Regions from separate parts of the Homo sapiens genome. Here region 1 is linked to region 2. A link is an interaction called in ENCODE POLR2A ChIA-PET data of the cell type or tissue named here. Cell type or tissue: PC-3. All regions are shown on one strand. Region 1 holds the start of MAGOH (mago homolog, exon junction complex subunit). Region 2 has its middle 5.9 kb from the start of GLIS1.

Region 1 (2,500 bases), 510 kb before region 2:
AGGCTGGTCTTGAACTCCTGACCTCAAGTGATCCGCATACCTCGGCCTCCCAAAGGGCTGAGATTACAGGCTTGAGCCACCGCGCCCGGCCCCCAACATCTTTCGTGTCTTGACAACTGCAACAGTCTCCTAATCAATAGCCCTGTTTCCACTCTTGCCCATTCCGCACCCAATAACCAGAATGCTTTTTCAAGAAGAGATCACATTTCTTCTCTGCTTAAAACCTTCCAAGCCCGGCCGGGCGCGGTGGCTCACACCTGTAATCCCAGCACTTTGGGACGCCGAGGCGGGCGTATCACCTGAGGTCAGGAGTTCGAGACCAGCCTGGCCAACATGGTGAAACTCCGTCTCTACTAAAAATACAAAATTAGCCGGGCGTGGTGGTGGGCGCCTATAATTCCAGCTACTCGGGAGGCTGAGGCAGGAGAATCACTTGAACCCGGGAGGCGGAGGTTGCAATAAGCCGAGATCGCGCCATTGCACTCCAGCCTGGGCAAAAAGAGCGAAAGCCGTCTCAAAAAAAAAAAAAAAAAAAAGGCCTTCCAAGTCCAAACTTTTTACCGTGGTCTATAAAGACCTAAGAGGTGCCGCTCCTACCTACCTATCCGACATCATCTCCTGCTATCTCCCAGCTCACCACTCTTCAACCACACTGACCACCTGAGACACGCCTAGCTCATTCCCGCCCTGCAGCCTTGACATCTGGTATTCCCTTTGTGTAGAATGGTCTTCCTTATGAGCTTCACAAGGCTGAGCCCTTCTTGTTAATTAGGACTCGGCTGCAATATACCCTTTACAGAGAGCTCTCTAATGGCCAACCTATCTAAAAGCAGCCCATCCAGCAATTATTCTACCATGTTATTTTTTGACCACTCACTGCTATCTGGAATCATCTTTTTGTTTATGATCTCTCTCCCGGCAGTAAAACACAAGTTCCACGAGAGGGGAAGTTTGTCTACCTTCGCTGCCGTATTCCCAAAGAGTGGAACAGAGCCTGGCACACAGTGGGCGTTCAGTCAACGTTTGCTGAATGGATAGAAAGACCCCGTGGAGCAGACACAGTGGCGTTCCTTTAAGATCTGCACTGCACAGGTCTCAGTCCCTCCCTCCTCTAGTTCCCCACAGATTTCCGACCCTCGGCCTCCCCACTCGCCGGCCCCCAGGCCTGGTCCCCGCTCCCGGCGGGCGGCAGGCTGCTTTTACCGTCCGGTCGAAACTCAAACTCCAGGAACTCGTGGCCGAACTTGCCCTTGTGCCCCACGTAGTAACGCAGATAAAAGTCACTCTCCATGGCTCCCAAAAGACAACCGAGCCTGAACTTCCAAGAGCAAGCCGCACTGCCGCCGTCTGCGCCCGACACTGACGTTTGCGGCGGCGCGCGGAAGTGACGTCAGGTCCCGTCGTCGCTGCGTGGAGGGGTTCCTTCTCGCTAACCTCTTCGCCCGGAAGTGGCAACAAGACTGCAACATCCCCTCACGCCTAGTCTGTAAAGAACTTTGTTTAACCCGGAGGCGGGGCCAGCCAGCTCCGCCCCTCCAGCTGGACGCGGGAGCGAGGTTGAGGTTCATACCCCTGGGTTCTCTCCAGGCCTGAGGCGGAGAGCCAGCCGCCTGCCTACCTCTGGGCTTTGAACCCCGGGTCTGGTGACTTCGCTTAAAGACCTCGGGCCGAAGGCCCGCCAGGCTCAACCTCGGTTCACAGGACCCCCGACTTGTGTGAGTCGTACACCGCTCTTTACCGTCTCTGGACCTAGGTCATCTCGGCAGTAAAATGGGGTGAAATGACCCGACCTCCCCGGAGGATGCCGCGCACGATGTGTGCCTCAAGTTGGCTTCCACTGACCTGAACTGTTAAGAAAGCCCTCCTCAGTGACGCCTTCCCTGAATCCACAGTGGAGATTGCCGTTTTCCTGGAACTAATTCACCCACACTTACCCATTTCATCCCTTTCCACCTTTTATTTCTACCTTTCTGCCCCACTGATCTCTAGAATAGGTGCTGGGAGACGTTAGAGTATTTGATCTCCCACTCCCCAGTCATCCCACTTACCGAGCAGTAATTCTCTGCCTGGCTGCACATTGCAATCACTTGGGAAGCCTCTAAAAATACTGATGCCAGGGCTCTACCCCAAGCCAGTTAAAATCTCCAGCGCTGGACCTGGGCATTGGTACTTTTTGTAAAGCTTTCAGGTGAGTCAGAGTTGAGGACCACTGACCAAAGAGGTCCTTTCTTTTCAGGGTAAAGTTGTCCTCTGTGAAGCCTTTCTGGCTCTGGAAAAAATTTACAGTTGAGTAGGCCCAGGGCAATCAAGATCATAATTATGTAATAGGAACCTGCTTTCACTCATCTAAGTTCCAGGCTTAGAAAGAATGAATGGTTCTAGAGACAGTGCCGAGATGACATCATTCTTGGGTCCTGGCGGCTAGAACTGTATACGATTCTGTAAGTTGGGACAGCAGTCTCTGATTCCTATTCCCAGTCTTTTCTTTTTGAGACGGAGT
Region 2 (2,500 bases):
ACAATGGACCAATGACCTAAATGTAAGAGCTAAAACCATGAAATGCTTAGAAGAAAACACAGAGGTACACACCTTTTTAAAAAATAATTTTTAGGAGTAAATCTTCTTGATCTTGGATTTGGCAGTGGATTTTTTTTTTTTTTTTTTTTGACAGAGTCTCACTCTGCTACAACACAATGGTGCAATCTGGGCTCACTGCAGTCTCAACCTCCTGAGTTCAAGGGATCCTCCCACCTCAGCCTCTCAAGTAGGTGGGACCACACACTCTCAAGTAGGTGGGACAACAGGTGTGTGCAACCATGCTCAGCTAAGTTTTTAAATTTTTTGTAGAGACAAAGTCTCACTATATTGCCCAGGCTGGTCATATATCCTGGGCTCAAGTGATCTTCCCATCTTGGCCTCTCAAAGTGCTGGGATTACAGTCATGAGCCACCACACCAGTCTGGATCTTTGATACAATACCAAAAACATGAGCAATAAAATAAAAAATAAATTAGGCTTCATCAAAATTTAAAACTTTTGTACACCAAAGAACATTATCAAAATACTGAAGAGACAACCTACAGAACGGGAGAAAATATAGGCAAATCATATATCTGATAAGGGTCTAGCCTCCAGAATATACAAAGAACTCACACGACTCAAAAACAAAAACACAACCCAACGAAAAAATAGGCACAGGAGTTGAATAGACATTTCTTCAAAGAAGATATACAAGTGGCCAAGCACATGAAAAGATGCTCAACATTATTAGCCATTAGGAAAATGCAAATCATAACCAGAATGAGCTACTAGAGAAGCTGAGGTAGGAAGATTGCTTGAGGCCAGGAGTTCGAGACTGCAGTGCTGATGATCACGTCTGTGAATAGCCACTGCACTCTAGCCTGGGCAACATAGTGAGACCCTATCTCCAAAAATTTTTTTAAATTTTTTAAATAAATAAAAACAAAACACAATAAAATATCACTTCACATCCAATAGGATGATATAACTGAATAAAAGGAATGTCTCAAGTTGAATGATGAGGAATCATAAAAAAAAATGAGTGTTGGTGAGGATGTGGAGAAATAGGAACCCTCAAACATTGCTGGTGGAAATGTAAAATGGTTCAGCCACTTTGTATTTTTTAGTAGAGATGGGGTTTCACCATGTTGGCCCTGCTGGTTTCAAACTCCTGAACTCAGGTGATCCACCCCCTCGGCCTCCCAAAGTGCTGGGATTACAGGTATGAGGCACCACGCCTGTCTGATTCAGTCGCTTTGGAAAACAGTTTGGCAATTCCTCAAAAAGTTAAAGATAAAAGTATAATATGACCCGGCAATTCCGCTCCTAGATATATAAAACTGAAAACAGGGAGTCAAACAAATACATGTACATGCATGTACACAGCAGCTCTATTTGCAATAGCCAAAAGGTGGAAACCCAAATGTTCATCAACAGATGAATAGGCAAATAAATTGTGGTTATACATACAGTGGAATAGTATTCAGCCATAAAAAGGAATGAAGTAGGCTAGGCACAGTGGCTCACGCCTGTAATCCCAGCACTTTGGGAGGCTGAGGTGGGTGGATCACCTGAGATCAGGAGTTCAAGAGCAGTCTGGCCAACATAGCGAAACCCCGTCTCTACTAAAAATACAAAAATTAGCTGGGCGTGGTGGCGGGTGCCTGTAATCTCAGCTACTCAGGAAGCGGAGGCAGGAGAATTGCTTGAACCCCGGAGGCGAAGGTTGCAGTGAGCTGATATAGTGCCACTGCACTCCAGCCTGGGTGACAGAGCGAGACTCCATCTCAAAAAAAAAAAAAAAAAAAAAAAAAAGGAATGAAATACTGATAGATGCTGCAGTGTGGATAAACCTCAAAAACATGGTAAGTGAAATAAGCTAGACACACAAAGGTCACATATTGTATGATTCCATTTATATGAAATATCCAGAATCCACAGAGACAGAAAACAGGTTGGTGGTTGCAAGGGCCTGGGGGAAGGGTCAATGTATCTGCTCAATGGGTATGGTTTGCCTTTTGGAGTAAGACAGATTTGGGGGAACTTGATAGAGGTGATGGTTGTGCAACATTGTGAATACATTAAATGCTACTCAAGTGTTCATTTTTATTTTATTATTTTATTTTATTTTATTTTATTTTATTTTATTTTATTTTTTAGAGATGGGGTCTCAGTATGTTGCCCAGGCTTGTCTTGAACTCCTGAGTTCAAGCAATCCTCCTGCCTCAGCCTCCCAAAGTGCCAGGATTACACGCATGAGCCACTACACCTGGCCTAATTGTTCACTTTTAAATGGTTAATTTTATGTTATATGAACTTTACTGCAACTACAAAACAATTAACTTAATGAAAATAAAAAAGAGTATCTGCCTGAGCCCAGAGCTAGGCTTCCTTCACTGCACTTTGTGGGCATTCACTGAGGACAGCCCATAGAATGGCATCTATAATGGTTGTGACTCTGGTGCTATCAAGCTGAGGGATGGCAAGTCACCACACT

The links. Peaks named below come from ENCODE experiments on the same cell type or tissue, not always from the same donor. Only the 100,000 strongest peaks of a DNase experiment are listed, where the experiment ranks them.
Region 1: POLR2A ChIA-PET joins it to region 2 with 12 read pairs; 2 of 35 experiments call an interaction of 5 or more read pairs at or near these places.

What each region holds. Positions count from the first base shown.
Region 1 is chr1:53,237,158-53,239,657 of GRCh38, forward strand. MAGOH (mago homolog, exon junction complex subunit) reads right to left here and starts at 1,361. Exons shown (of 5, transcript NM_002370.4): 1 at 1,204-1,361. The coding sequence starts at 1,291. MAGOH-DT (MAGOH divergent transcript) reads left to right here and starts at 1,453. Exons shown (of 3, transcript NR_038953.1): 1 at 1,453-2,188. RefSeq lists enhancers at 1,014-1,655, 1,143-1,202, 1,243-1,372. In PC-3, no CTCF peak of the experiment used is centred here; a DNase peak (open chromatin) is centred at 1,444; H3K4me3 peaks cover 2,222 bases; H3K27ac peaks cover 1,610 bases.
Region 2 is chr1:53,743,785-53,746,284 of GRCh38, forward strand. No RefSeq gene overlaps it. Among named protein-coding and RNA genes, the nearest start is that of GLIS1, 5.9 kb to the left of the region's middle. In PC-3, no CTCF peak of the experiment used is centred here; no DNase peak of the experiment used is centred here.